2 separate regions of the Mus musculus genome follow, and region 2 is linked to region 1. The links are chromatin loops, found by intact Hi-C in ENCODE. Cell type or tissue: left cerebral cortex. All regions are shown on one strand.

Region 1 (8,000 bases):
AGCTCTCAGGAGACAGAGGCAGGCAGACATCTGTGAGTTAGAGGCTAGCCTGGTCTATATAATGAGTAGAAGCACAGCCTGGGATACGCAGTGAAACTCTATACATACACACATACACACACACACACACACACACACACACAAACACACACACATATATACACACATATATAGGATGGAGAGATGGCTCAGTGGTTGAGAGCACTGACTGCCCTTCCAGAGACCCCCAAATTCAATTCCCAGCAACCACATGGCAGCTCACAACTGCCTGTAAGTACAATTCTAGGGGACCCAACACCCTCCCACAGGCATACACGCAGGTAAAACACCAACGTACATAAAATGAAAATAAACTTATGTAAAAAGTATATAGTGAAAAAGCAATTAGAAATTAATATACCAATCTAATATAAAACACTAAAGGAGAAACAGAGAAACAAAAAGCAGATATTCAACACAGAGAAAACAAGACCAAAGACGACAGATGCAAGAAATCCATGAAAAGGCAGCATCCACCAGGCCGAGGACGAGACCAAAGTATTTCACACCGTCGATCAGACACACATCTGATCATCTTCAGAGAGAGAGAGAGCAGAGCAAAGGGATAGACAGACAGGAGGAGGGAAAGGGATGGACAGACAGAAGCAGAGCCACAGAGAAGAAACCAGAAGGAGTGTGTAAGGCACATTTCACCTCTCACAGCACACAGGGACGCCATTAACAAGTGTTCCTTAGGAACAACAGTGCTCTGAGGAGCACGGTGAGCAGACCCTCCTCTACACAGGGCTTCCTCCCAGGAGCAGCAGCCTGTACCTGCTCTTGAACCAGAGCTTCGCCGCCGTCTCTTCCTGGCCCTCTCTGTTCTTCCTCTTCGTCTCTGCATGCTATCCCTGGAGCCTGTGCTGTGTTTAGCTGAGAACAACTCGCAGCTCAGCCCTCCCTTCCAGCTGGACGAGAACCACGGGCCTGGGCACCTTTGAATATACAAATACTTATTTTGGTGAATGTTTTCAGGATTTTTTTTGTTAAGAAAATATTTATTTATTTTACATATAAATGAGTACACTGTCACTGTCTTCAGACACACCAGAAGAGGGCATTGGATCCCATTACAGATGGTTGTGAGCCACCATGTGGGTTCTGGGAATTGAACTCAGGATCTCTGGAAGAGTAGTCAGTGTTTGTAAATGCTAAGCCATCTCTCCAGCCCCATGTTTTCATTCTTTAAGGAAAAAAAAAATCCTTTTCTTAAAAGCTTTGAACACCAAACCATTTTATCTAGTGCTCAATTGGGATCCCTGAAGTAACAAGTTCCACTTATGAGGGGAAGCCTCTAAAACAGTAGTTCTCAACCTGTGATTCACAACCCCTTTGGGGTCGTCTATTAGATATGCTTCATATTGGACATGTACACTATGATTCATAATGTAGCAAAAATACAGTTATGAAATAGCGGCAAAATTATTTTATGGCTGGGGTCACTATATCATCAGGAATTGTATTTAAGGATAGCAGCATCAGGAAGGTTGAGAACCACTGCTTTAAAAGGAGCAAACAAAACCATCAGGAGGCCCTACCGACTAAAATCTCACAGCTGATTTTCTAAACATATCCTCTGGTGACTTTCACAGCTCAATGCTAGTGAACATTTAGTATAGTGCTACGTAACTGTGCTGAAGAACACACAGGGACTGGAGACACAGCTCAGTGCACAGAAGAAAACGAAGGCAAAACATCTATGCACATAAAATAATAACTAATACAAAAAATACCCGGTCATTATGAAGCACCCATCAGTTCAAAAGTCTTAGAAAAAATAAATAAGCCCCACTCGGTGTAAAGTGGATTTTTAGCTCTAAAGGTCAGAATGATTAAAATGGGCATTCGCAGTAGACTAAAGAGAGCACAAGGCAGAGAGACCGGAAGACATAAAATGACTCCATTCCACATTAGCCTCTCAGAGGCCAAAAAGGAAAGATCCAGGAACAGACAAGAGTGTAGACCAACTGTAGAAACTAACAACAGAAACACAGGCAAGCGTCCTTGGAAGATACATGCTAACATTTAAAACCATACAAGAAATACTGAGTAACACTAAAGTTGAAGAAAATTCTAGTTTAAAAGATAGGGGCGGGGAGTGGGCAGCTGGAGAGATAGCTCCGGGGTTAAGAGCGCAAGGGGCTCCTGCAGATCAGGGTTCAGTTCCTAGCACCCGTATGTGTAACTCCACTGCCTGGGGATCCAATGTCCTCTTCTAGCCTCTCTATACACTGCAAGCGTGTGGTGCGTAGACATACCTGTAGGCAACTTACCTTTATACATAAGATAAACCCCTTTGGGTCCTGCCTCTGGGTAAAAAGAATGCCAGGACTCTGTAACAAAACGCCCTAGAGAACATTATATGAAAGCATTCTTTTTTTTTTTTTTTTTTTTTTTTGGTTTTTCGAGACAGGGTTTCTCTGTGTAGCCCTGGCTGTCCTGGAACTCACTCTGTAGACCAGGCTGGCCTTGAACTCAGAAATCTGCCTGCCTCTGCCTCCCAAGTGCTGGGATTAAAGGCGTGCGCCACCACGTCCAGCATTCTTAACAGCCTTTACTACTTCCATCCTACCCTGTACCGTACTAAAGTGACATCCATCTAACATGTGCCAAACCAGTGGAAATGATTTTAAAATCTACTCTAAAAATAAAGGAGGGCAGGAAAGGACCGCCCACCAAGCCGCCCAGGTAGTTTAATCTACCTCGGCAGCAAGACTTGCTTTACGAGTCAGTCTGGAGCCAGGCACCAGGTCCGTCCTGGAGCCCACGTGTGGTGCACAAGGACGCGCAGTTCCACCGCAGCCCTGCCCCCTGCTTGCCACCGGGGCCTCAGTGATGGCCACACGCCACAGCGCCGTCCTGGCTCGCAGTCCTGGACGGACCGGACATCAATCAATCCATGCCACCCGCACCAGCGAACCAACCCAGGCCCGCTGGCCGCACACCACGCCTGCGCAGTAGTCGCTCTGGTCCTGACTTCCGTTCCGGGAGAGGTTCCACACGCGCAGAGGAAATTGGGGTCTGGAGCTACACAGAACTCAAAAAAGCCAACGGAACCCCGCTCCCGTTGCCCAGGCAACGCCAGGCCCACCGGAAGTGCTCCTGCTTACCTTAGAAACCGCGGCGAAGCCGGGGTACGGACGCAGACCGCTCCACCAGCTACGGAGAAAGCGGCTGCGGTGCGGCGAGCCTACGCCTCTGGCACGCGCATGCGCAACTCCCAGGCCTCCACAGCTACGCCATAACGCGATGAGCATAGCTGCTGACCCATGCTCCAAATAGCCAACGGGAAGTCTTTCCTCACCGTGTCCTTTCTTCCTCCGACTTCCTGCCCCCTCCACCAGACTGGCTTACCTGATCCCCACCTTGCCCTGCCCTCCAGCTGCCAGGACCCAGGCGGTCCATTCTCCCAGACAGCCTGTCCCCCGCCTTTCCTCTTATCCACTATGAAGGCATTTCTGTCTTGTCCCAAGACTGTTACTGGAACTGTTAGGGTCAGAGTAAAAGTACGAATTAGGATTATGGGAAGAAATAAAAAGAGAGAGAGAGAGAGAATTTAGACGTCCTCAAACAGCGAGGAGCAAGCTTTACTCAAAGAAGTGGGTTTTCTAGTTCTAGCTCTGCATGTCGCGATCCAAGCACGGGACTTTGTCACATAAAGACCAGAGGTCAGGAAAAGGCACATTTCATGCTTTAAGCTGGAGTTTTTGTAGCTAAGGATGTGGAAGGGAGAAAGGGACAGAATGAGAAAGCTGGGTTCTGACACTACAGCGCCTGTTGTACGTTTTTGCAACCACTGCCACTGGGATAGATATCTGATGTGTTAGAATGTCAGGTCGCGTCTTAACAGCATACTAGGCCAAAACAGTTCCACGTGGAAGAGGTTTTATTGAGAGAGAGGGACGAGGTGGCGGCGGAAAGAGAAAAGAGGGAGTGACAGAGGGGGCGTTCTCCTTATTTATATGGAAAATGACGTAATGAAGGTAAAGGTGGGAGGTGAGCCAAGTGGATGCTGGGAATATGCTGCAGGTCGCGCTGTCGCCTATGTGATGTCATAGGTTTGGGAGGTCCTGATGCTAACAATATCAGCTACTTTTTATTTCTGCAATCTCTGAATCGCTACGTTTGAATTCAATTTCAGGGTCTTGATTGGGAGGGGGGGTCGCGGGGGGGGGGTGCGGTGTTTGTTCCAGATCCTTTATATGCAAAGGATAGGGGCGACTGTTTCTGTCTACCTAGTTCCTGCTGGCAGGGAGCATCATTTTCTAGGGGTTTGATCTGGCATGACTCTAAAAGAAGTACTGTTTTGGCTTTGATTTGTATGAATAACTGAGTAATGTCAGTGAAACGATCCAAGAGAAACTTCTGTTAAAAAAACAAACAAACAAAAAAGTTAGGGCTCGGTATGATGGCACATGCCTTTAACCCCAGCACTCTGGAGGCAGAGGCAGGTGGATCTATGCTAGCCTGCTCTACCTAGCAAATCCCAAGACAGTGAGGGCTCCACAGAGAAACCCTGTCTCCAGAGAAGATGAAGGGGGGAAAAAGGTTAAAAGGCCAAAAGGTCAGGATAAGGAGGATACAGAGGAAAGTCAGGAGAATGGGGAGGAGCCAGGATGCAAGAAGGACACTGGATTTTCAGTATCTGGTCCCTAAGCCTCTGGGCCTCATACAAGCCACCTTTGATTGGTTGCTGTAAAGACAGCATTGTCCCTTGAGGAGAGTGTACATCACTCCGTGGGATGCACTGAGGAGGTCAGTCCCCACCATGGTGGCAAAGAGCCAAGTTCATCTTGAATGGCTTTGATCTGTCTTGAAACATCTTTAACAGATTGAGGCAGTTTCTAATGCAAGGCGCAAATAATAAATCAAGAGTGATCAGGAGGACCCTAGCTTGTCTCCCAAAACCTCCCCCACCCCCTAATTGTCATTCATTATGCTCTTCTGCAACTTTGTTTATTAAGACAGCAGGATCTGCACTGCCCTCAAGGTTCCTTATACACCACGAACTACCCCTGCGTGGCTTTTGTACTGAAATAATTCAATGAACATCTGTCTCACTCCAGCAACAGAAGAAAGTCCCTGGGGGTATGGAGATTGCAGACCAAATAGTCACTGATATATAAAAGAGCAAACCATAAACAGCTAAATTATCCTGGATGACAGAGCAGGTATCCAGACCATGCAAGGTGTGACCACATCTATGTGACACTGCTGAGCGCCGAGGACACTGGAGGGGTGTTTGCTCAAGCAAGACCAACAAGATCCTTTTATGCCTTGACTGTGATGGACACAAAACCTAAAATGCCAAGGAAATCATACAGAATGAATAAATTTACCTGAGGTCACAAAAGAGGAGTCTGAACAGAACTGGAAGCTTGTCTTGCTGTGGATACGTGGTGTTTTACTATACTTTCGGCAGCTCACAACCTCGTGTGACTCCAGTCTGTGGGATCTGATGCCCGGTGCCCTCTTCTGCCCTCTGGGCATGGCACATGGTACGCAGACATGGGTTCAATCAGAACACGCATACACCGTTCTTGCTTCCTGTGGTTACATGGGTTCCAAGGATTGAACTCAGGCTGCTGGGTGACCAAGGTCCTTGCCCTCACTTGCTGAGCCATCCCACCCTGGGCAGCATTTTTTTTTTTGGATTATTCAGGTTTCTTAAGCAATTGACTAGGAGCTTACTTTGAACGGCAATTTACAAGCAATGTATATGAGGCAGTAGAATATTTTGAAATGGAAATCTTATACCTGTCTCCTTTATTTTACTGTATTCCTAATACAATGACCTTCATACACACAGAGAGGTCTTCCTGTGGGGTCAGTATAACTAAAATGTCTTATTTTAATCTAAATGGCCACTTGTTTCTAATAGCAACCTACTGAATGGAGAGGAAACGAAACTTGACCTGGAGATCCCTATAGCCAGGGTGTTAGGAACCAGTGACGAAATCTGTTTCCCACGACTGAACCAAATGTCATTTTGCGAGCATATGGCATCATGTCATCTTAAAAAGGGACTAAAAGGGTGCATTGTGGTGCACAGAAGAGCAGCATCCCCTGAAGGCCCTGTACACATCTGTACACTCAATACAAACATCCAGGTAAGACAAAGCAATTAGAAGTATCTAAAGGGATACCACAGGCTAGTAAGGAATGTTTCCTGCCCAAAGATTACCCCAATAGCTTTGCTTTGGTGTCCTAAGAGGTGAATTCAACACAAATTGCGATTCCTCATCATAATCTCCCAGTTTGTCCTACAATTCAAGTTCCTACAACTTAAGTGGCAGCTTTATGTTATTTTTTTTAAACACCAGAAAGAAAACGTACAGAGGTCCAATTTGCAAGTTGGGGAAAACAGTGAAAAATTCATACAAGTAATGAGGAAGACCTAGACCCGTGGGCAAGCTGAATGCATGATTTCCAGGTGCAAAGCTGTGTTTCTCTCTCTCTCTCTCTCTCTCTCTCTCTCTCTCTCTCTCTCTCTCTCTCTCTCTCTCTCTCTCTCTCCCTCCCTCCCTCCCTCCCTCCCTCCCTCCCTCCCTCCCTCCCTCCCTCCCTCCCTCCCTCCCTCCCTCTCTCTCTCTCTCTCTCTCTCTCTCTCTCTCTCTCGCCTTCTCCTGCAGTCTTGCCTGGCAGCTGGCTTCAACACGCCTTCAGGAAAAAGCCTGAGATGTCAGTCATTTGACCTGGCCGGTTTTTTTCCTGGCTGGTATGTAACCCCCAACTGCATAATGCATAATCTGAGATAACAGACAACCTGACACCTTTCGTTGCATGGTAAACTTTTATTTAAAAAAAAAACAAAAAACAAAAAAAAAAAAACGGAGTTCAGGTAAGGTGAGCCATTTCCTAAATACACAGCAATTTGACAAGAGGCAACTTTAAAATCCACACTAAACAACAAACACACCCCCCACCAGCCACGCCCCCCGTAGGGAGGGGGCTTAAACTGCGCATGCGTGCTAGGTGCGACATTGTCGACGCCAATTTCAGTCCGCCAGTGAACCGGTCTTGAACCACTCTCCAGCAGCCTCGAGAGGCAGAGTTTGCGCCAAGTTCCTTGGTCTCCGACGGCCTCCCTTCTCACGCAGCCATGTCTTCCAGCAGACCCGTGGCGCTGGTGACCGGTGCTAACAAAGGAATCGGATTCGCGATCACTCGTGACCTGTGTCGGAAATTCTCCGGGGACGTGGTGCTCGCGGCGCGGGACGAGGAGCGGGGCCAAACGGCAGTGCAAAAGCTGCAGGCGGAGGGCCTGAGCCCACGCTTCCACCAGCTGGACATCGACAACCCGCAGAGCATTCGCGCACTGCGCGACTTTCTGCTCAAGGAATACGGAGGCCTGGACGTGCTGGTCAACAACGCAGGCATCGCCTTCAAGGGTAAGCCATTGGGTGTGGAGATGGAAGGTGGCTTCCCCAGAGCCTGGTGGCAAGGTGGGCTGTGCCTCTCTGGGATCATTACTAGGACCAGGAGCACTATGCTGTAGGACTCTGAAACAGATCCCCTGGGAGAAACAGGACAGGGTAGTAGGGGCTGCAGGAAAGCAGAGCCTCAATGTTCGCCATCATTTCTAGGTTTCCCTCACCCAGTTGTTGAGTAATTGAATTGGACTTGGCGATACTTAAGTGGAACTATATCTGATACTGAAATAAGCAAGAGATTGAGGAGAGAGAAAGAGACAGAGGGAAACGGTGTTTCCTTAAGATCCTGATATATACAAACTTCACCTAGCCACCCCCAGTGGTGGTGGTGTCTTTCAAGCACAATAGAAAATTGTCAGATGGACAGTGATGCAGAGCTGTATGTAAACAAGACTGTACTTGCAAGTGGATCTCTAAAGCTCTAGCTTACTTAGGTCTTTACATTTCCACTCCGCTAACTCGGTTCTCTTCTCCCCCCCCCCCCCCCGAAAGTCAATGACGACACCCCCTTCCACATTCAAGCAGAGG
Region 2 (8,000 bases), 180 kb after region 1:
TCCTTGGTTCGCACAGTTAACATCTCAGCTACTCCTCCTCTTCACAGTGTGCAGCCACAGACAGGTAAACTGAGGACTGCCATCCCAGCAGTCACTGGGCTGATTGATGTTAAATTCAAACTAGTGTCAGCCTTCTCTCAGGAGCATCTTTTGCAGTCTTCTGGGCTAGTCATGCCACTCTTTGGGATAGCCAGTGCTACTGTGACACCAGCTGACCTCTGTGGCTTTTAGTGGCTCTGAGCTGCTCAGCAGCTTCAGGGCAGATTTTTATCGTCCTTCTGCTGCAGAGGAGGAGCCACCAAGGTGGAACAAGAGGCAGGAAGGTAGGCACCAGGGTGTGGACCTGGGGCCCTCTGACTGCATCTGTGCTTTAGCAAACTGTACTGCAGTGCCTGGCTGCACAGCCGAGATGTCAGCACCCTCCTCGCTGCCGTAGAGGCCTGACCCTCTCGAGAGCTGCCCTGGGCAATGGTCAAATGCGTGTTTCACCTCCCTTCACGCTGCGTCTTTACCACCCATGATGCATGCTGTCCTCAGCGCTGGGCAAGCATGGCCAAGAATGAAAGCTGAGCAGCTGGCCAAGGCTTTCATTTTCCAGACAGTGAAAGGCGGAGTGGCCACATGTCAGAAGCTGCTCCAGGTTCCCCACCTGCAGGTGCTTGCCCCAGGACTGACTCTGAGCTTGCAGAGACTGTAATAAACTAAGCCGGGCAGCCATGAGGCCAGGCAGCTGTGCTGTTCTCCCAGCTGCTTCCCTGCATCTGAAATGTGCTCAGATTTGGTCTTGTTTTTTAAACAGACTGTCCATACCAGACCTGCAGGAGGCCTTCCCTTCCCTCCTGGGCGTCCTGAAGGAGGCTGCGCAGCTGAACCTGGCTCCCCCTGGATACTTTCTGCTTCTCAGGTATAGATTCTCCACATCCACACAGATACAGTGTTTTCTATAGGAGGGATACATTTTATCTTTATTTCTGTAACATTTTGACCAGAAGCTGATTGTCTCTCAACAGCATGTTGAATGACTTTGTGACAAGAACACCCAACCTGGAAAGCAAGAAGGACCAAAAAGACCTGCAGGTGTGTATATGAGACTGTTGGGGAAGGTCCAGTAGTCTGTCATCCTGTAGTCTGTAAGAATGCCACTGTTGCTAATAACCCTTACCCAGAACTGCATCTTAGCTTTGCCTGGGTTCTAAGCCTCTTCCACTCAGGAAGGAAGATCAAGCAGTCTTGGGCAGGGTCTATTGTGAGCTGGGCATTGATATCTCTAAAGCACGAATCTTTCTCCTCCCAGGAAGCTTTCCTTAAAACTTTCTCTTTGCCCCAGTATAAAAGCAAAGCGTGTTCATAAGAAAATTCAAAAATTCAAACAGTAAAACTTACCCAGATGTAGTGGCCCATGCGTATAATCCCAGCATTGAGGACCAGAATACTAAAACCAGGGTGCTGAGGCAGGGGGATTGCTATGAGTTCCAAGCCACATAGTGAATTCTATGGCTACTTAGTAAGGATCCATCTCAAAAACAAACAAACAAACAAACAAACAAACAAAGTCATGATATACTTCGGGCATCACTGGTCTGCAGTTACGAATATTAAGTCTGTGGCTATTCTTTTTAACCAAAGACTCAATTAAAAATAGATGTACAGTATTCCTTGACTACAGAGATGACCACTCAACCATTTATAGTCATCTGAATGTCTACTCAGTGGCTGGTACTATACTTGGGTATCCAGGGCTTAAGTGCAGCCCAGAGCATTTAGATCAAGGCTTTTTGGGTTTTTTGTTTTGTTTTGGTTTTTGGTTTTTTTTTTCAAAGGTTTTATTTATTTTATATATATGATGAGTACACTGTAGCTGCCTTCAGACACACCAGAAGAGGGCATCAGACCCCATTACAGATGGTTGTGAGCCACCATGTGGTTGCTGGGAATTGACTCAGGACCTCTGGAAGAGCAGTCAGTGCTCTTAACTGCTGAGCCATCTCTCCAGCCTGACCAAGGAGCTTTTAAAGGCAAAAGTTACTTCCTGTTGTTTCCCTCTGCAGCTGCAGGGGAGGTTTGCAGAAGCAAGCAGTTAAAGAGCAGCTAAGGTAAGTTAGCTGGGGGCGTCTTGGCCTCTGGTCCTGGAATAGAGTTGGGCAGTTTTCTACAGGATTCTCCATCAAGGAGATCAAATTCTAGTTAAACCTGACATGGCCTGAGCAAGACTACAGATGAAAGAAGCTCTGCCCTGTCCTGCCCTGTCACACTCACATGTAAGATGGAGGAACCCCTGCCCTGTCCTGCCCTCATCCTCTCCATCTCCCACCTCCCTTAGGATTGTGTCTAACTCTCTTACAACCTAATTCTGGCTTCATGACACATGTACACACGCATGCACATTCATGCCTACATATACACACATAGTTGCATACATACAGATAGAAAGTTCACATTATTTGTCTTATTTTGCTAACATGATGATTTCCAGTTGCCTCAATCTTCCTGCAAAAGAAGATTCATTTATTTTTCCTTACAGCTACAATTTTTACCGCATTTTCCTACCTATCTGTTGATGGACATCTAATCTGGTTCTCTTTCCTCCTGGCCCTGTTTTCTGAGAAATGGTCTTGCTGTGTAGCTCAGGTTAGCTTTAAACTCAGAGTCTTCCTGCCTCAGTCTCCTCAGGGCTTGGGTCATAGGCCTAGGCCGCCAGCCCAGGCTGGTCTCACTGTTTCTGTGCAGCTGGGGACCAGCCAGGACTCCTGAGCTGTATACCAAGTCACTTCAAAATTCTTACTCTTGCTGAGTTTCCCAGAATAGCTTTCTGATCTTCCTGCTTTCGCCTATAGTTGAGGCTTGAGAGATGTCTCAGTGATTACGAGCACCAGCTGCTCTTGCAGAGGACGAGGGCTTGGTTCCCAGCACCCACATGGTGACCCACAACCATCTGTAACTCCAGCTCCAGAGGATCTGGCGCCCTCCAATGGACTCCAGTGGCACTGCATACATTTGGTGCACAGACATACTTGCAGACAAAGCACCCTAAAATAAAAATAAATAAATCGTAAAGCTCTTATTGCACTTAAACAGGCAACATTTTGTTATAGTATTCCAGCAGGCCCGCCATGGAAGCAGCTTTTCCAGATGAAGGAAAACTAAGGAACCAGTGACCTAACGGGATTCTGAGTTGTTCTGTGTATGGGGACAGAGGGCAAAGCACATTAACACAAACTCCCAGAACCTGTTGTTTCGTGTCAGGCTACTCCTCAATGGAGTTTAAGCAGAGACCAGTTAGCACAGCCATTCAAACGTTCCTTGCCTGGAGGTTGCAGGGTTTTTTGTTTGTTTGTTTGTTTGTTTGTTTGTTTGTTTATTATATGTAAGTACACTGTAGCTGTCTTTAGACACTCCAGAAGAGGGCATCAGATCTCATTACAGATGGTTGTGAGCCACCATGTAGTTGCTGGGATTTGAACTCTGGACCTCTGGAAGAGCAGTTGGGTGCTCTTACCCACTGAGCCATCTCACCAGCCCCCACCCCACCCCCCACCCCCGTTGCAGGTTTTCTTCTTGCTTTCTAGGAAGGCAGGGTAGCAGCCTACAGGTTGGGACAGAGCTGCCGTGGAGCCCTCCACCAGTAGTGCTTGGCTGTGACACCTACCACTGTCTGGGATTCAAAGAAGACAGTTTGGGGAGCTGAAGAGATGGCTCAGAGGTTAAAGCACTGACTGCTCTTCCAGAGGTCCTGAGCTCAGTCCCCAGCAACCACATGGTGGCTCACAACCATCTGTAAAGAGATCTGAGGACCTCTTCTGGTGTGTCTGAAGAGAGCCACAGTGTGGTCACTTACATAAAATAAATAAATCTGAGGAGGAAGAGGAGTCTGGGGGAAAAAGAGAGAGGAGGAGGAAGAGGAGAAGAAGATGATGATAAAGATGATTCTTGAATTTATTTACAGTTTTGATCAAAACCTGGAGAGAAAGAAATTTTTCTTCTGCCCCTGTCTTCCCCAAATCAAGCTACCAGGTTTAGAAAGGACAGAACAAAAGCCAGGAATGTGTAGATTTACACACAGACCCCCTAAGTAAAAGGCAGGTTTATTCAGGATTAGTTACGGGGGTCGTCAGGGTAGGAGGTCCATGAAATCACCACGATGGTCTGGGTTTGGGGGTCTGGTCGTGTGTCCTGTGTCAAGTGGTCACTTTAGAATCTGAAACCAAGTGTGTGCTTTGTCCAGTGTTCTGGGCCGGCTTCTGTAAGCCTGGCAACCTGGTGGGACTCTCTTTGTTCTGTCTCGGAGTCCCACGAGCACTGGCTTCTTCCTGGTGGAGGAGGGGTGTCTTCTTTGTCCCAAAGACCTCCCGCCTGACAGTCACCTTTTGAAAACAGGTTTTGGTTACTTGGGCTCTGTTAAAATTGCCCTGGTTTCAGGTACATTTCTCAGTCTCAAGGGATTTGGGACTTTGTGACATCCGAATACCTTTTACTGCGTTGCCACATGGAGTCCATCAGGGCAGCTGAGGTACTTAAAAGGGATCTAAGCTGCTTGCTTGTTCTAGAGGGTCCCAGCAGAGCTGAGTGCAGCTGGAGCCAGCGGTGAAGCTAGTGAACATCGCCACCTACTGGAGGGATTCGAGCAGAGCACTCGCTCACTGTCAATAGAGCGTTACCATCCCCACAGCTCACCGTTGCCTAAAGGCATTACTGGTGAGCCCTTCTGGGTTTCAGTCTGTCCCAATGACGAGGAGTAAAGAGGTGGCCCTAGAGTTTCCCTGGAGTCCACCTAAAGTGGCAGCATCATAGAACAAAGTTACACTCCTGTGGAATATAGACAGGGCATAGTTAAAATTTACTCTAAAACAAGCAGCCAATGCAAAACACAGCTCCTGCTTCAAAGGGAATTAGAGTTTATTCTGAGCCAAATATGAGTGGCCATGGCCTGAGGCACAGGTTTGGGTTGCTGTGACCGATGTGTTCCGACACCAGAAGCAATTGGATGGACTTTCATTGTCATAGAACAAGAAAGCCATAGAGCAAGGCACACTCAGTAGTCAGAGGGAGCACGGGGAGCAGGTGAGGCAAGCCAAGCTCTATCACATGGTGTCTTTAGCGGTTATGGGTTTTGCCTGACCGTTGAAAGGATGTTAAGTCAGCCGGAGGTGTGGGGATGGATTCCGATACTGAACTAAAGGCAGTTCATAGAGCCCCCAGCTCTGCGTCTGCAGCATACCTAGTCTCTGCAGCCCTCAGTGGCTAAGAAAGGGTGCTACCTTTTGTCGGGGATCATCAGTTCACAAAGCTCCATTCCCTCAGAATACATTTAAGAGTATTGGGTCAGCGGCCAAGAAGACTTGCTCTTCTTGTGGGGAACCCAAGTTTGGTTCCCAGCAACCACATTGTTATAAAATACAATTGACCCATCCAGCAGGTCCAGTTATTCGAGGGTCTCGAGGGGACCTTCTCCTAAGAACCAAATGGGGGGAGGGAGAGACGGAAACCAAGTGCAAGAACGACAAGGAAGCAGTCTGAGTAGCATCAAGGTCTCTCTGTATTCAGCAAGGTTCAAGGCTTAAATGCACAAGCAAAGGAGGAAGTACTTCTCAGCAGGAGGGATGGGGCAGCGGAAATTTTTCTTTTGGCAACTACACGGGGGAAGCAGGAACTTGGTGGTATCAGGGTACATCTTGTGGTCAGGACATCTGGCGCTGACTTAGGGCTGGAACATTCTGTGGTTGTTCTTGGAACGGTGCGTCGGTGGCCCGCTTTTGACCCCCTTTTCTTCTCGGGGGAGAGGCCCAATTAGAGATCAAGACAATAGAGTTGTCTTAATATCTCCCAACATACAATGGGATGAGAGGAAGAGGGAGAGAGAGTGTGTGTTTTATCAAGAGAAGGCCAGTTTTTATGTTTTTAAATATTTTTCTTTGATATTTCATAGGCTCATTTGATGGAACTCATTTCCCAATACCCTCTCCTCCCCCTCCTGCACCTACTGACCTGGCTCCTCCCCACAGGTACTAACAAGTCACTGAGCTCAAAGGGGGCTGTGTGCCTGACCACACGTGGGGCGTGGGTGTGGATAGCCTGGCTGTGGTTACCCAACTGGGGAGACTGTCTGCCTCTGCCGTGACCAACAGAGAAAGCTTTGTTGTAAGCATAAAGTTCTAGATTCTGGTTTTCTATATGTGCATAAATTTTGTTCTTAGAATACAGACAGTGCCCTCCTTTTTTTATAGCTAGCTATAAATTAGATATAAATCCTTTCTCTTAACACATGAGTTTACAGGCCTCCCAGTACGGCTTACAGCTTTTATAACTGCTCAGGTCGTCAGTGATGGCACACCTGTGTGCTCTTCATGCCTTTTAAGTGAATGTATATGTCCTGCTTTAGGCTGGGCACAAGAAGAAGACCAAACAAAATTACATTTCTTGAGTTTAAAAATATTGGAAAGTATAACCAGCACTTAATTACAAGCCTCTAGAATCCAGTTTATGTCTATATTTAACATATAGTCTTTCGAGTGACACTTTTTCTGAGGAGGTGTGAACACACATCGATTTCCCCCAGATAGGAACGGATGACTGAGCCGCAGGCCTCAGTTCCTGAGCTGAGTCTCCTAGCACAGGGCAGGGCAGGGCTTTGGAGGCGGACCACTTTTGCTCCTAGCATGATAAACCACAGAAAGCCAGAACTAGAAAAGACGGCTTTTTAATAGCAGATGGAAATGTTAGGAGGTTGCTCCCAGCACTGTGGAATAACTGGTTTTTACTTGGTTTTTATTCGGTTGGTTTTTTGCGCTGCAGTGTGGTGGAAGGGGTTGAATCCAGGGCCTCCTGCATGGGAGGGGAAAGCACTCCTGGCTTCAGCGACTGTTAGCAAATAACCTGCGTGTTCTCCAGCTTCCTTCAGGATGACTGCTTACTTAGAGTGGTGTTCCTGGAGTTTCAGGCAGAAGCCATTGCTCCTGCATGTGTGCTTGCCTCTGTGTGTGTGTGTGTTTGTGCGCATGTGCGAGAACATGGGGTCCTGGCTGGTGGCACTGTTGGGGAAGAATATGGAACCATTAAGAGTGGGAGTCTCTGGAGGGAGTAGATCACTGATGGAGCCTTAAGGCTTTATAGCCAGCCCCCACTTCCTGTATGCTCTCTGCTTCCTGGGGTAAATACAGTATATCTAGCTGGCCCCCACTGAGAAAGAATTATCACTTCAAAATGTAAGCCAGAATTACCAACACCCAGCTCCACCCCAGCCCCACCCCTTTTCACCCCCTGCCTTACATTGTTTTCAGATATTTGGTCATAGCAACAGAAAGGAAAACCACTCGAAGGTCCAGCAAGCTAGGCTCAACTACTGGTCCACTGCTCCAGTGTCCGCAGGTACCTCCCCAGAGCCCTAACAAACACTCAAGGTTTACACAGAGCAATAATTGAGGGGTAGGCAGGAGATGCTCATAGCAGGCCTAGCGAAGGTGTGGTCTGGGCTTCTTGTCATAAAGATGTTTATCCACTGGCACCTTGAGGAAAAAGAGAGTCTCATGGTCAGCCAGAGAGAGAGCAAGATGGAGACATGCGGTGGCCAGTGTTCTCAGTGTCGAAGCATGATGGAGGGGAGAGTGGGTGACTAGTGCTCTCTATCCACTTTGTCACCGTGCACAGCTTGTTACTTACAATTGTACCTTAGATCCCGGGCGGGCGAGCACCAGTCCCAGGAGGTTGATGTGGTTTTTGTCTCGGGGGCGGGGCACTGTTGGGAGGTGCTGCTGCTGTTGTTTTGGTTGTTTGGAACAGGAGTCTCCCTGAGTAGCCCTAACCCTAACCCTAACCCTAACCCTAACCCTAACCCTAACCCTAACCCTAACCCTAACCCTAACCCTAACCCTAACCCTAACCCTAACCCTACCGTAACCCTAACCCTAACCCTAACCCTAACCCTAACCCTAACCCTAACCCTACCGTAACCCTAACCCTAACCCTAACCCTAACCCTAACCCTAACCCTACCGTAACCCTAACCCT

Evidence for each region. Peaks named below come from ENCODE experiments on the same cell type or tissue, not always from the same donor. Only the 100,000 strongest peaks of a DNase experiment are listed, where the experiment ranks them.
Region 2: it touches region 1 in a loop (2.7-fold over the local background); 4 of 42 quality-filtered maps call a loop at or near these places.

Annotation. Positions count from the first base shown.
Region 1 is chr16:93,600,825-93,608,824 of GRCm38, forward strand. It overlaps Setd4 (SET domain containing 4), which reads right to left and starts at 2,991. Exons shown (of 12, transcript NM_145482.3): 1 at 2,742-2,991; 2 at 2,313-2,387; 3 at 814-974. The coding sequence starts at 883. Cbr1 (carbonyl reductase 1) reads left to right here and starts at 7,013. Exons shown (of 3, transcript NM_007620.2): 1 at 7,013-7,430; 2 at 7,965-8,000. The coding sequence starts at 7,142. In left cerebral cortex, no CTCF peak of the experiment used is centred here; DNase peaks (open chromatin) are centred at 3,123, 3,978 and 7,045; H3K4me3 peaks cover 2,743 bases; H3K27ac peaks cover 2,042 bases.
Region 2 is chr16:93,781,402-93,789,401 of GRCm38, forward strand. It overlaps Dop1b (DOP1 leucine zipper like protein B), which reads left to right. Exons shown (of 37, transcript NM_027293.1): 25 at 800-904; 26 at 1,011-1,077. Among named protein-coding and RNA genes, the nearest start is that of 2310043M15Rik, 9.5 kb to the right of the region's middle. In left cerebral cortex, CTCF peaks have their summits at 2,952 (motif pointing left) and 4,607 (motif pointing left); DNase peaks (open chromatin) are centred at 4,609 and 6,049.